Regions from separate parts of the Homo sapiens genome. Here regions 2 and 3 are each linked to region 1. The links are chromatin loops, found by intact Hi-C in ENCODE. Cell type or tissue: sigmoid colon. All regions are shown on one strand.

The links. Hi-C counts contacts between places; a loop is a spot of excess contacts. Peaks named below come from ENCODE experiments on the same cell type or tissue, not always from the same donor. Only the 100,000 strongest peaks of a DNase experiment are listed, where the experiment ranks them.
Region 2: it touches region 1 in a loop (5-fold over the local background); 19 of 110 quality-filtered maps call a loop at or near these places.
Region 3: a loop joins it to region 1, with 5 times the contacts of the local background. A loop is called at or near these places in 30 of 110 quality-filtered maps.

Annotation. Positions count from the first base shown.
Region 1 is chr1:17,492,205-17,497,204 of GRCh38, reverse strand. No RefSeq gene overlaps it. Among named protein-coding and RNA genes, the nearest start is that of ARHGEF10L, 45 kb to the left of the region's middle. RefSeq lists a silencer at 2,633-2,775. In sigmoid colon, a CTCF peak has its summit at 2,776 (motif pointing left); a DNase peak (open chromatin) is centred at 2,764.
Region 2 is chr1:18,097,864-18,102,863 of GRCh38, reverse strand. No RefSeq gene overlaps it. Among named protein-coding and RNA genes, the nearest start is that of IGSF21, 7.4 kb to the left of the region's middle. RefSeq lists an enhancer at 3,418-3,940. In sigmoid colon, a CTCF peak has its summit at 2,180 (motif pointing right); a DNase peak (open chromatin) is centred at 2,163; H3K27me3 peaks cover 712 bases.
Region 3 is chr1:18,572,720-18,577,719 of GRCh38, reverse strand. No RefSeq gene overlaps it. Among named protein-coding and RNA genes, the nearest start is that of PAX7, 56 kb to the left of the region's middle. RefSeq lists enhancers at 1,412-1,989, 1,990-2,568. In sigmoid colon, a CTCF peak has its summit at 1,954 (motif pointing right); a DNase peak (open chromatin) is centred at 1,980; H3K27me3 peaks cover 1,345 bases.

The sequences.
Region 1 (5,000 bases):
TTCAAGACCAGCCTGGGCAACATGGTGAAACCCTGTCTCTACTAAAATACAAAAAATTAGCCCGGCATGGTGGCATGCAGCTGTAGTACCAGCTACTCGGGAGACTGAGGCAGGAGAATTGCTTGAACCCAGGAGGCAGAAATTGCAGTGAGCCAAGATAGCGCCACTGCACTTCAGCCTGGGCAACAGAGCAACACTCCATTTCAAAAAAAAAAGAAAAGAAACAGGTAGCCAGGCACGGTGGCTCACAACTGTAAACCCAGCACTTTGGGAGCCCGAGGTGGGTGAATTGCTTGAGCCCAGGAGTTCAAGACCTATCTGGGCAACATGGCAAAACCCTGTCTCTACTAAAATATAAAAAATTAGGCAGGTGTGGCAGCACGCACTTGTAGTCCCAGCAACTCCCGAGGCTGAGACATGAGAATTGCTTGAACCCAGGAGGTGGAGGTGGCAGTGAGCCGAGATTGTGCCACTGCACTCCAGCCTGGGTGATAGAGTGAGGCATGGTCTCCAGAAGAAAAAAAAAAAAGAAGAAGAAGAAGAAACAGGTAAATTTGTGTGCTTTTCTGCTTTGGTTTGATGAAGAGTAGGCAGTTGTGAAGAAGTATAATTGGAGAACAAAAGAGTCTGATCTAATGATAATAGATAGGGGGCGGTGAGGGGTGGCAGGACGGTGGAAATGGGACTTAGCAAGGCCTGATTGTTCAGATTCTTCTTGGCATCTCTGTGTCTTTGGCTCCTTTCCTTTGGGAATAGAGAGGGCACCTCCCCAGTGAAAGCTTTATGGTCTGATCAGGGAAGAAGGGAGAGGCAAAGGTGAGAGACTGCCCATCTGCTTCTGCTGTTTTCTCCAATGTTAAGATGCCATGGGCCGGGTGCGGTGGCTCACGCCTGTAATCCCAGCACTTTGGGAGGCCGAGGCAGGCGGATTACCTGAGGTCAGGATTTCAAGACCAGCCTGACCAACATGGAGAAATCCCATCTCTACTCAAAATACAAAAATTAGCTGGGCGTGGTGGCGCATGCCTATAATCCCAGCTACTCAGGAGGCTGAGGCTGGAGAATCGATTGAACCTGGTAGGCGGAGGTTGCGGTGAGCCGAGATCGTACCATTGCACTCCAGCCTAGGCAACAAGAGTGAAACTCTGTCTCAAAAAAAAAAAAAAAAAAGACTGAGTGGGCACAGTGGCTCACGCCTGTAATCTCAATGCTTTAGGAGGCTGAGGGAGGAGGATGGCTTGAGTTCAGGAGTCCGAGACCAGTCTGGGCAACATGGCAAGACCCTGTCTCTACAAAAAAATTTAAAAATCAGGCCAGGCACAGTGGCTCACACCTGTAATCCCAGCACTTTGGGAGGCTGAGGCAGGCGGATCACCTGAGGTCAGGAGTTTGAAACAGCCTGGCCAACATGGCGAAACCCTGTCTCTACTAAAAATACAAAAATTAGCCAGGCGTAGTGGCAGGCGCCCGTAACCCAGCTACTCGGGAGGCTGAGGCAGGAGAATTGCTTGAAACTGGGAGGCAGAGGTTGCAGTGAGCCAAGATTGCGCCACTGTACTCTCCATCCCAGGCAACAGCGTGAGACTCCATCTAAAAAAAAAAAAAAAAAAGGGTGGGCGTGGTGGCTCATGCCTGTAACCCCAGCACTTTGGGAGGCCGAGGCGAGCGGATCACCTGAGGAGTTCGAGACTAGCCTGGTCCAACATGGTGAAACCCTGTCTCTACTAAAAATACAAAAATTAGCTGGGCGTGGTGGTGGGCACCTGTAATCCTAAGTACTCGGGAGGCTGAAGCAGGAGAATCGCTTGAACCCAGGAGCTGGAGGTTGCAGTGAGCCGAGATCTTGCCACTGCACTCCAGCCTGGGTGACAGAGCGAGACTCCATCTCAGATAAAAAAAAAAAAAAAAAAAAGTCCAGGCACGGTGGCTCACGCCTGTAATCCCAGCACTTTGGGAGGCTGAGGCAGGCAGACCATGAGGTCAGGAGTTCGAAACCAGCTTGACCAACATGGAGACACCCCATCTCTACTAAAAATACAAAAATTAGTAGGGCATGGTGGCAGGCGCCTGTAATCCCAGCTACTTGGGAGGCTGAGGCAAGAGAATTGCTTGAACCCAGGAGGCAGAGGTTGCAATGAGCCAAGATCGTGCCACTGCACTCCAGCCTGGGCAACAGAGCAAGACTCTGTTTAAAAAAAAAAAAAAAAAGGTGTCACAGCCTCTACCCTGGAGTCATCATGGGTGCAACATGGCAGGTGAAAGTTGGAGCTGGGACATTCTCTCATCAACCAGCAATGATAATAAAGGGAAATAATAACACAGCCCTGGCCATGTGCCTGACGCTCTGCTTCATATTTTATAGAATAACTCATTTAATTGTCCCAACAGCCCTATGAGGTGGTTACAATTATCCCCATTTTGCAGGCGAGGAAACTGAGGCACAGAGAGGCAAAATCACTAGTCCATGGTTACCCAGCTAGCAAGCGGTGCCTCTAAGCTCAGCACTGCACTGATGATTTTATTAGCTCACAAACTCCCCAAGGTAATACAGCCAGTTTATAGATGAGAAAATCAAGGGTCAGATGGGAAAGTCACAGACTCCAAGATCACACAGGTAGCAGTGTCTGCACCCAAGGCCTGAGCACTTTGTTCTCAGAGAACAAAGGAGGTCTCCCCTCTGTCCGGAAGCCTCCTGAGGACAAGGAGGTTGGCTGTGGCCCCACTGGAGGCTGGACCCACCTGGGCAGAATCGTGGTGCGGAGGCGCCCTCTGCTGGCAGCAGGGAAAAGACCAGCAAAAGGAGCCTTCCTTTCCTCCCTTTGCTTCTGGCCTAGAGCAGGTTCTTGAGCACCTCCTCTGGGCCTTGCCTGGCACTGGGGATGCTGAAATGGATGAGTCATCACCCCTCTCTTATCCCCTCAGAGGAAATGAACCATTTTGAAAGGGTTATCAGCAGAGGGCTGGGGAGAAACACCTGACCTAGCCTGGGCAGTCTGAGAGGGCTTCCTGGAGGAGGTGATCTGCATTGAATGAAAGGTAGCCTGATTCAGTTCAAGTCTCTGGGACCAAAACAATTTAGGCTTCATTGGCCAGGGTAGTTGTCACAGGCCACCCTGATCATGATATCAAGAAAACCCAAGAGCCAGATGCAGTGGCTCATGCCTGTAATCCCAACTCTTTGGGAGGCCAAGGAGGGAGGAGCGCTTGAGCCAAGGAGTTTGAGACCAGACTGAGCAACATAGAAAGACCCCCACTCTACAAAAAAAAATTAAAAAATTAGCCAGGCATGATAGCACACACCTGTGATCCCAGCTACTTGAAAAGCTGAGGTGGGAGAATCCCTTAAGCCCCGGACATCAAGGCTGAAGTGAGCTGTGATGGTGCCACTGCACACCAGCCTGGGTGACAGAGCAAAACCCCATCTCAAAAAAAAGAAAAAAGAAAACCCACAGAAGTGAAATGTAAATGAGGGCTCTGATAAGCCAAGGAATTTCAGGGGGAAGTGCCTTCCAGGCAAAAGGAACAGAGAGGGCAAAGGCTCTGAACACAGAAGGTGAGACAGACCAAGGAACAGCAAGGGGGCAGGTGTGGCTGGATCAGAGTGAGCAGAGGGGAAGGAAAAGAGTTAGGGAAGGGAGCTAATAGAAAAATTATGACTTTATGTGTGGGTGTGCTGCCTAATTCACCCAATCCACCTTTCATTGTCTTTTTTTTTTTTTTTGAAACAGTCTCGCTCTATTGCCCAGGCTGGAGTGCAGTGGTACAATCTCAGCTCACTGCAACCTCTGCCTCTTGGGTTCAAGTGATTCTCCTGCCTCAGCCTCCCAAGTAGCTGGGATTACAGGCACTCACCACCATGCCCGGCTAATTTTTTGTATTTTTAGTAGAGATGGGGTTTCACTATGCTGGCCAGGCTGGTCTCAAACTCCTGACCTCGTGATCCACCCACCTCGGCCTCCCAAAGTGCTGGGATTATAGGCGTGAGCCACAGCGCCTGGCAAATTTGGTTACTTCTATGGTTTACAATAACTTAGCATAATAGCCATAATTATAATTGATAGCATATACTTAGACATTGGAATTTTAGAAATCCCATACCATTTTGGAATATATATTAGTACTATTCACAAAAATATAACCTAAAGAAGATTGACTGCCTGGCCGCTGCACTGTCTGGGAAGTGAGGAGTGCCTCTGCCTGGTCGCCGTGCAACCCTCCAGGTGTGAAGTGGCAGCCTTGTGTGTGATCTTTCTGCCCTCCCCAAGTTTGCATTTTTGACAGTAAAGTTTACTTTTAAATTAAAAGATTTAAATTGGGGAAGATTAAAAAAAAAAAAAGAAGATTGAGCATCATTTTGGCAATCTCATGTACCTAAACATGTTGAATAATCCTGTTTACCTCCTTTCTGGATGTTTTCAGTGGCCCTCTGATCCATCCAAAAAGCCAGGCATTAGGAAAGACAATTTTGAAACTGAAGTTTGATTTTGGAATTCCAGATTACCGTAAGTTCTTTATTTTGCCAAAACGATGACTCAGAAATTTTAAAGAAGCAAAAACTTTGTATAACCCTTTTGAATTTAGTCAATATGTTCACACAGAGAACCTCTTCTGCAAATTAATTTTGCCAATTCTTCTACCACTTCTTTGAACCTTCAGCTTTTTCTATCTAACTCAAAACAATCATTTAACCCTAGGCAAAATTTACATTTCCATGCCTTCTTATAACCTTTTACAAAAAAAAAAAAAAACCACAACACATTTTACTGTTCTTATACACCTTGCATGTAAATCTATTTGCAGAAGTCTCGCTCTGTCACCCAGGCTGGAATGCAGTGGTATGATATCAGCTTACAGAAACTTCCACCTCCCGGGTTCAAGCAATTCTCCTGCCTCAGCCTCCCCAGTAGCTGGGATTATAGGCGTGTACCAACATGCCCAGCTAATCCTTATATTTTTAGCAGAGACGGGGTTTCACCATGTTGGCCAAGCTGGTTTCGAAC
Region 2 (5,000 bases), 610 kb before region 1:
ATGAAAGGTTATGAGAAGTCCTGCAGTTTTTTGTGTTTGGCTTGTCTATGTTCATTTTCCAGTTTTATTTTGTTGAAGTCCACACTTGTTTGGCCTCAGAACCCTCTTTCCATTAATATCTATTAACATCGTGTGAGCAAGAGCTCTGGGAATCACAGGGTGGAAAATGCCGCTCTGGCCCTGAACAAGCCTCCTGATCTCTTCCTCGATATCATAGCAGTAGAAATAGTAATAATAATAACAACAACTACTGCCAATTGATGCCATTTATTGAGAGCTTACTATGTGCCAAGTGCTATACTTTGCTTGTACTATTCATTGAATTCTTTCCAGAATCTTGTAGGTCATTTCTGTGTTTAGACCATGGAATAAACAAGAATAATGAGACACTTAGAAATGCAAGCCCTGGCCTAAGGGCATAGAGTCAATAAGAGGTGAAGCTGGCATTTGAACCCAGATGATCTCTTCTAACTAGTCCCTGCTTCCAGACCCAGCCTCCCCAGTTCATCCACCCTGCTGCCGTTGGAGAGACCTTTCTCCTGCACGGTTCTCACCATGTCTGTACCTCAACTCCTCTGCTCTCTGTTTTCACAGCACTCCCTATTGTTGAAGGTCCAAGCTCTTTAGTATGCCCCTTTGGCTGCATCCTAAGCCCCCTCTGGTTTTGTCCCTCCTTCCCCTGCTCTCACTCACCTCATGCTCTGGATCATTCTATGTCCCTCCAACACTAGGGGTTTTGTTGCGTCTCTGCCTTTGCTGGTGCTGTTCTTCCTGTCTGATAGCCATCTCCCCTTCTCCAACCAACAATTCCCATTCATACATTAAGGCCAAGGTTGATAGTCACATCTGTTGGGAAGCCTTTCTTTCGCCTCCCTCAGAGTCAGGCGTAACTCACCTTTCCGATCACAGGCCAGCACCTATAACATTGTTTTATGGATCTGTGGGAATGTGACCAACATAAGGGTAGGGAACACAGCTGATTCATCTCTTTATTGACTGTGTCTGGCAGGTGGTAGGTGCTTAAGAAAGTGACTGTTGGATAAATGCAAGGAAGGAAGTTGGTTATGAGAATTACTGGGTGGGTGGATGAATGGATGGGTGGATGGATGTGAGAATGATTGTATGGATGGATATGGGAATCATTGGATGAATGGATGGATGGATGGGTGAGTGGGCAGATGAGTAATGGTAGGTGGGTGGGTGGGTTGACAGAAGGATTAGAGAAAGGATTGTTGGGTGGATAAGGGCATGGATGGAGGCATGGATAGATGAACCGAGGTTAGAAAGCATCAGCAAGATTTTTACTTTTTCCTGTATCGCTGCACTTGCTAAGTGTGAGACACATGGACCAACAGATATTAGTCATAGTTAGAACGTGCCAACAGATGTAGTCAAGTGTACCGGCTTAATGCATGGGCTCCAGAGTTGGCCTGCCTAGGCTCAAATCCCAGCTTCAGCACTCAAAAAAAAAATGACGGTTGGAAGGGAGGAAGGAAGGAAGAAAGGAAGAAAGGAAGGAAGGAAAGAGGGAAGGGGGTAGGTAGGGAGGGAGTTGCGAAGAAGGGAAGGAAGAAAGGAAGGAAGGAAGGGAGGAAAGAGGAAGGGAGGGGAGGGAGGGGAGGGAGAAGAAGGAGGGAGGGAGGGAGGAAGGAAGGAAAGAAAGGAGGAACTTCTGTAAGAACTTGTGCAAATTATTTAACGTTCCTGTGTTTCCATTTCCTCATCTGTAAAATGGGACTGGGTCTAAGAGTACCAACCTCATCAAGCTGTGTTGATTTATTAAGACAATGCTTCAAATGACATAAGCACCCAATAAACATTAGCTGTAACAACTCTTACTGAAAGCCAAGGCAGCCATACGATGCTGTAATTATCCCACACTGTGGCTCCTTCTTTTTGTCCTTAGCTTCCTGCATTCTTAAGTGGAGAGAGGTGGATAAAGACTCCCAGGGTCAAGATCTCAAGGGACTCAGATGTTGGCCATGACTCCAAATCAAAGAAAAAAGCCAATGGGAACAGAACCTGTGATTTGTTTTTCCTCTGTGGCATTTTCCAGCATTAGTCAGTCCATTCCTGGCTCTGGACTCTTGTCTCCACGATTGTCAAGACGGGGCTGGGATCTTCTGAGGTCACCCTTGGAGCGGCCTCTTTCCTCCTTTCCTGGACAAGCTGCAATATCACACATTGACAACAGGTGGCGCCATCGAATACATGATTTGTTCCGTTTTTACAACCTTTCAAGTTCAAGGGCCTATCTATATTCCGTAAAACCGAATCAGCTTCCTGTTTTACGAGTTCTTTAGGCTTTATTATATTTGCAGTGAGGCAGGCTATTACAAAACACAAATCCTTAAGCTCCTTAATTAGCCACAATTGTAGGATGGGTCCATAATACTATAGATGAGACCCAAAGCAAGACTGTCGGCTCCCTGCACTCTTGGAGGGGCATTTTGTCCCTCCTGCATAACGCAGCAATGCTCTCTTCGGTCGGTTCACGCATGTGTCTTGCCTCCCCAGGTAATAGTCCATGCTTTGGGAAGTCTGGGCCCATTTCACTTTGTTCCTTATTATCTTCCACACCTCCCCTCTCTGGCCTGGGTCACGTGGTTCTGGAGGAACCCGGAGCAAAGAAGGAAGGTCCGGCTAACCAGGCTCGTCACTCAGTTGGGAATGAAGAGGTATTTGTTACAAAAGGCCTCTGATTAATTACAAACGCCATCCGGCGAAGCCTGACAATTTCCTCAGCCTATTTTCCCTCTTGAGTTTCTAGGCCCTGAAACATTGTAGAAAATCCCCATTTGATTTATAAGATAGGGAAGTGATTTCATTTCTCTGGGCTTCACAGTTTTCATTTGTAAGAGGCAAAGGCTGGGCTGGCTTTCCGAGGCCCCTGAAAACCTATGGCTTGTCTGGGCACAAATCCACCTCCGCTTTCCTTCTCTTCATCTCTTCCTTCCTGTGCCACTATGGAAGCGATTACTCTGCACCTGGCACTGAGCTAGGACTTGGGAGACTGGCTTTCTGGAGGAGGTGAGACCTAAAGCTCTGAAGGATGCCCAAGTTAGCCAGGGAAAGAAAAGCTTTGGGGGCAGAGCTGCATGTGCAATGCCTTACAAAAGCATGCAGCAGAGATTGCCTTCCAGGAGAGAGCAGGTGGTCCAGGAAGGCTGGAACTAGGTGGTGTAGGGGGAGGAGGCTGTGAGGTTAAGCAGGATTATTGTAAACCACACAGGGCTGATGAAGGACAGTGCAGGAACAATGAAAACTGCATTGAACAAATGAGTGAGATGCACATGCCAGTTTGAGATTTGGTGACTCTCGACATTAGATCCTTCTGTACCGACCAGTTCCTTCTCAGCCCCAGAAGATGCTTCGTCATCCTTGGAGCCCTGACATCTCCACCAAGGTGCTCTTTTTCTTCCTCCTTTCTCTCTGTACTACTGATTGAAGACGAAGCAATCCCATACCCCTGCCGGTCACCTAACACTATCTCCCCTCCCTGACTTCCTTGTGTTGACTTCCACCCATGCTCAGCCTCCTGTCCTGCTCTCCATTGACCCTGGCAAGAGGATGATCCTACAAGGAGGCAATTGATGAATCAGACTGGAATGTTTCCCTGGAATGAAAGGCTATTGGGAGGCACATAGGGAAAATCACTTACCTTTCAAAGCTATCTTTTCCTGAAAAGAGTGCTAATGGACTGCTAGCACTGGGAACATAGAGGCATTGTTCATGCTTTTAATGACTTCAAAGGAAGGTGCCTAGGCACTGGGGGCATGGCAGCTGAGAGGCATAGGCTCAGCCCAATCCCTAACAGCATTACACCAGGGTCCCTAAACAAGTGGTTCTAGTGGATCACTGCTACTGCTGAGGGTTCGAATAACACACATGTTTATTGGGCTTCTCTGGACCAGGCACTGAGCTGGGTACAAGGGACACAGAAGCAAAAGGACATGGTTTGTGCCCTGAGGAGCACACAGTTGGCAAGTGTTGGTACAGAATCAAGACCACCTGAGTGCCAACATCTCAGGGCAGACAGCCTGTCTCTGCTCACCAGATCTCGTTGCCAGCAGAGCTGTACCCACTGCCTGATCCACTTACTTTCTGCTTCCCAGATGCCTCTCTCAGGCTCCTTCCCTCCTGCTGTGTCCCCAGACCTCACCTCACTCAGGCCTCCACATAAAGGAAGGACAGTTGAGCCTCCCCAGAACTGACATCTGCTCAATTCCTTGGACCTCATTTTCTGTACAAAGCACCACCCTCAACTATCCACATCCAGGTTACCTGGGTATACCCAGGGTTACAAGCTGATCAGGTTAGCCCCCTTAAAATCCTTCACTGGCTCCTCAGGGCCTGTACACTAAAGCCAGCATTCCTGGAATGGTTTACAAGGGTCTTCAGCTCTATCCTGGGTTCACTTCTGCAGCTTTGTTCACATGTTCAGTTCTCAGAGTTCACGAAGCTCTCTCTCTTGATTGCAGACCTTTCTACATGCTGCCCCCTCTGCTGAGATAGCCATCCAAGCTCCCCTCCCTCTCCCATCTCCCCTACCCTGTCCCATGCACCCCACACACATCCTTTAAGCTGGCTAATTTCTGCTCCTGCTCCAGAGCTCAGCTTTCTTTGTCATAGTTCAGGAAGCCTACATTGGATGCCTTCTCTTGGCCTTTTCAGCCTCTGTGCTTGCACCAGGGGATTAAGACTATAGTGGTCAGATGGGCAAAGTACAGGGTGGGTGTATTAGTCCATTTTGTGTTTCTATAAAGGAATACCTGAGACTGGTAATTGATAAAGAAAGAGGTTTATTTGGCTCATGGTTTTGGGGGCTGTACAAGCATGGCACCAGCATATGCTCAGCTTCTGGTGAGGCTTCAGGAAGCTCTTACTCCTGGTGGAAGGTAGAGGGGGAGCAGGAGTGCCACATGGCAAGAGAGGGAGCAAGAGAAAGAGGAGGAGGTGTCAGGCTCTTCTTAACAATCAGATCTCACAGTAACCTCAAG
Region 3 (5,000 bases), 1.1 Mb before region 1:
AGTAGAGACGGGGTTTCACCATGTTGGCCAGGCTGGTCTCAAACTCCTGGCCTCAAGTTGTCCATGATGAAAGGTTCCTGTGTATTTCAAATGGCCTGTGCAGGTGACCATCTGGCAAAGCCATCAGTGATAAAGAAAAGCCAGGCCACGGCAGAGGCCCTAGCCAGGCCCATATCCCAAGGGCTGTTGACTGACAGCTCAACCCTTCTCCAGAGGCTGGAAGTGGTTCAGAGCTGGGAACAGAGAGAAAAGCAAGGTCCAGAGAATGGGGGAGTCCCCTCTGTGGGTGAGAACATCATGCTCAGCCCACTCGCCATGGAGCTGGAGGGCAGGACACCTGCGTCCATGAAGGCCTAAGAGCAGCCCCACTGTTCAGTCCATACCAGACTCTGCCCTGGATACTGGTACCCTGGGATGAGCGTGCAGAGAAGGTCTTGGAGGAGCTTTGGAAGGGCTTCCTGTGTTCAGTCATCTATCTGTTATTCGGAGCACAGAAAGGCTAAATGACTTGTCCACCTTTATGTGCCTAGGAATTAAAGGGGTCTGCCTGGGTCTAGGCCTGTCTGATTCCAAAGGTTGTTCTCATCTTGTTTGTGTAGGTGCGGGAACCAGCACAGTGTATGGCCCCAGGGGGTGGGGGTTCAGGAGATTTTTGTGAAAGACCAATAATTGGAGAATGTGGGCTGTTCAAATGTGTCTTTGTCCTTGTCCAGGCCTTCTCAGAAAGACAAGTGGGGGCAATGGATCAGGGACAACTTTCTGAGGCCGGTGGGCTCTGGTGAGCTCAAATGTGGGGGAAGGAAGCCCCAGATGCTAAAAAGCTGACTCTGTCTTCCACATGTTCAGGGAGTTTTGCCCAGAAGTGAAGACGGGGTGGAAACTCACTCGTCTGTGCTGGTCCTTGTGGGGGAGGGCTGAAGGGAGGGCTGAAGAGAGAGCGAAGAGAGCTTTCTACATTTCATCTCCACTGCTGAGGGTCCTGCCCGCTTTGGAAGGCACCACTTTCCTGGGCCCAGAGAGGCTCAGCTAGTTTTCTGTGGTCACAAAGCATAATGTTGGTGATGATGGTGATGATGATTATGGTGGTGATGGTGGCGATGAGAGTGTTGATGATGATGGCAGTGGTGGTGACAGTGATGACCTGGTGAAAATGACCTGTTTGTTTACTGTGTGCTTATTATGTGGATCTTTTTCTTTTTTGTGAGATAGGGGCTTGCTCTGTCACCCAGGCTGGAGCACAGCAGGGCATTCACAGCTCACTTGCAGCCTCAACTTCCTGGGCTCAAGTGATCCTCCCACCTCAGCCTCCTGAGTAGCTGGGACTACAGGTGTGCACCACCATACCCAGCTATTTTTTTAAAAATTTTTTTATAGAGATAGAGTCTCACTATGTTGCCCAGGCGGGTCTCAAACTCCTGGGTTCAGGTGATCCGCCTGTCTTGGCCTCCCAAAGTGCTGGGATTACAGGCGTGAGCCACCACACCTGGGCTTGAGGCAGGTCTCCTAAGGCCCAGCCTTAAAACTCACACAGCACCACTCCTGCTGCATTCTACTTGTCAAACAAAACCAAGGGTAGGCCAGATTCGGGGGTGGGGGGGGAGGCGCGGAAATAGACGGCACCTTGGTGTGGGAGGACAGCTGAGGATAATTTCTTGCCTTTTACCGTCCACCATAGCCGGGACTGGAGCCTCAGTCTGAGTCCAAAGACCCCCAGAGGTGTGCTCCTGACCCCACACTGACTGGCTTCCACTTTCTCCCCAGCGTCTCTTTCAGGTTTGTGTTTGTGGGGAGGAGTTAGGGGAGGAGGCCAAGCTTGTTTCTGTGGCCTCTCACCTCGGCTTCCCGCTCCCTCATTCCTGCATATTTTTGTCGTACTCCAGGGCTCAGCCCCTGGACCAGCTGTCAGCTCAGTCAGGGACCTGGTGCTGGAAGAACAACACAGATGGCCACTGGGGGCCAGCAGAGTCAAGGCCTGGGCGAATCCGTCCCAAGGAGCTGGGTCCCTGGTTGGGCTGGGGGCTGCCCTAGGCAAGACGGAGCTGGGGGTCGGGTTGGCCAGATGTCACTCACTCCCAACCCCTTCATCCAGAGCTTGGTGCTGTTTTTACCCTCTTATGCAGTGAGTCCGTGGGGGCGAGGGGACTTGAGTGCCAGTCTTGTCTCTGTGTGACCTTGGGTAAGTCACCCTCCCGTGCCTCCTGGGGCTCAGTTTCCCCATTTGCACAGGGAGCTGGTGGATTGGTTAGTTTCTGGGGAGGCAAGGCTGCCTGGTGCCTCCCGACTTCTAGTCCTCTGTTCTGTCTGTGGGACCTGCAGGCTCCTTTTCATGAGCAGAAAGGGCTCCGTGGCTTAAAATGAGGTTCCCCCTTGACAGCCCCTGCTGGGCCCGGGTAGCCCTGCTCTGGAGGACAGAGCCCCTCCTGAGCCAGCTGGGCTGCGAAAACCTGTGTGCTCCCCTGGTAGGACGAGAGGTCCTGGATTTAAGCAGAGGCTTCTCTCTTCTCTCCTTCCCTCTACCCAGGAGACCCCTCCAGCTCCTAGAGGAGATCCCAGGTCTCAGCTGCTGCCCACCTGGTGAGGCCTCAGAACCGATGAGGGGACATGGGCAGGGAGGGACTGAGCCAACAACACCCTCATCCTGGCTTCGGTTTTCAATTTTTTCTTTTTTAAGAGACGGATCTTGCTCTGTTGCCCAGGCTGGAGTGCAGTGGCACAATCATGGCTCACTGCAGCCTCCAACTCCTGGACTCAAGTGATCCTCACACCTTAGCCTCCTGAGTAGCTGGGACTATAGGCATATGCCACCACGCTCAGCTAATTTTTAAAATTTTTGGTAGAGACAGGGTCTCACTGTGTTGCCCAGTCTGGTCTCCAACTCTTGGCCTCAAGCAATCCTCCTGCCTCTGCCCTCCAAAGCACTGAGGTTACAGGTGTGCACCACTGCACACGGCCAGAATTTTTTTTTTTTTTTTTTTTAAGTAACAAAAACAAGATGGGATTGTGGGCAGGGCGATTTGACCCAGCTTAATAGGCTTGGGAACTTGTTCTGGCTGCCAGGGTGGGTTCCAGGCCCTGCGGCTCCCTGAGGCTCCCCACAACTCTGTCCTGTTACACTTGTCACATGGCCTTGTGGTCTGGGAGTGTTCTGCAGTAGTGTCTGAATCCACTCTGTGTCCCCGGGCCCCAGTTTGGCTCCTTTCGGGCAGCTCAGTAGTGGTGACTAGCATTCACATATGTGCCCAGCACCACGGTAGGTCCTTCTTGACCCCTTCTCCTTGGAGAAACTCCATGGGGGAGATGCCTTTACTGTCCCCATTTGCAGATGGGTAAACTGAGGCCCAGAGGCCTAGACACATTGCAGAGAGTCATGCTCTTAGTAGGTGGCAGAGACAGGATTGGAACCCAGGTCCACACTGCTAATCACTTTACTGCTTCCCAGTGAGCAGAAATTGAGTCAATGAATGGCTTCCCTAGACCCGGGTCTCAGAGTCTTGCCAAGGCTGGACTCAGGGCAGTGGTGGTGGAGAGTCCTGGCCCAAGTGGGACCTGGGTCGAAGTAGTGGTTTTGTCAGCTGCCATTCAACATCTCTGTTGGACACCGAGCTCAGGGGGCAGGGTGGACACCCATCGTATTTCTTGCTGCATCTTTGTGCCTGCTGGATGAGCAAGCCCAGTGAGAGTTTGTTGACTGACCATATGATTGACTGAGTGAGACCAGAGTGGCCCTGTCACCTCTCTGGGATTTTGGTGCTGGCTGTTCATGGTGGCTCTGGACCCAGAGCCTCTTCGAAACATTAAAACCCTCTTTCATGATTGATTGTTCAATTGACTAGTTGATTTATTCATTTATTCAACAAATATTTATTGAGTGCCTCCTCTGTGCGGGGAATATGCAGCAAACTAAAGAGACAAGGTCCCTGCCCTTGAGGCTCACACCTTAAGGGAGGGAGACAAAGAAAGAAACAAACAGATCATCGTGGATTGCAGGAGACGTGAACAGAGGGATGAGATAAGGAGCCACTGGGGCGGCGGCTACTCTTAGGGGTGCACTATGAGCTGAGACCTCAAATTATGACACTGCTGAACAAAGGCCAGAGGCTTTGGGCTTCAGGTAGAGGGAACGGTTGGTGCAAACATCCTGAGGCAGCAATAGCTTGGTGTGTTGGAAACAGAGGAAGGAGGCCCGTGTGGCTGAGATGGAATGAGGAGACGTGGTGGGGGTCTCCCAGGGGACAGATAAGGGTGGCTTGACTAGGGTGGGGGCTGAAGAAATAGAGAGATGTGACAGACATGAGCCACCATGCCCGGTGGCTCATGCAAGAAATACAGAGGAAGTGAAACCACACATTTGCGGGCACAGTCTCTCCCTGCTGCAGGGCTTCCCAAAGAGGAAGACATGAGGGAGGGCTCCCTGGAAGAGGAGGGCTTCCTCTAGGCTGGAAGGACTGGGGGGTCTTGGAGCACAGCGGGAGCAGAGAGGCAATCCTTGGAACAACATGGGTGTGTGTGGGTGAGGAGGACGAGGAAATACAGGGATGAGCGAGGCGGAACTGTGCAGAGGTTTAAATGGGCATTGATGCCAGCCACACTTGCCAGCTCTGTAGCCTTAGGCGAGTTAGCTGACCTTGCTGAGCCTCAGTTTTCTCATCTGCAAAATGAAGCATGCAGATCCCTCTTGCAAAGGGTGTGTCAGGACTGAATGAGATTATATGCATAAAGCCGGGTACAGGGGTTGAGAACTCCGATCCTCCTCATCATGGTGGGGTCCTTGTTTCAGCTCCATTCCATTCCAGTCCTCAACAGTGTGCCTTGGTTTCTCTGCAGAATGGGGAGGGTAGGGCCTGAGCCCACTGGACAGTGAGCACCCCTCCAAAGACCTTAGATGATGGAGTGGCTGGGGTCAGGACCAGTGTTGTAACTGCTCCCCCTGTCTCTTCTGGGTGTTCTCCTATTCCCACTCCAGCTGCCACCTGGAGGGACCAGTTTGCAGCAGAGCTTCC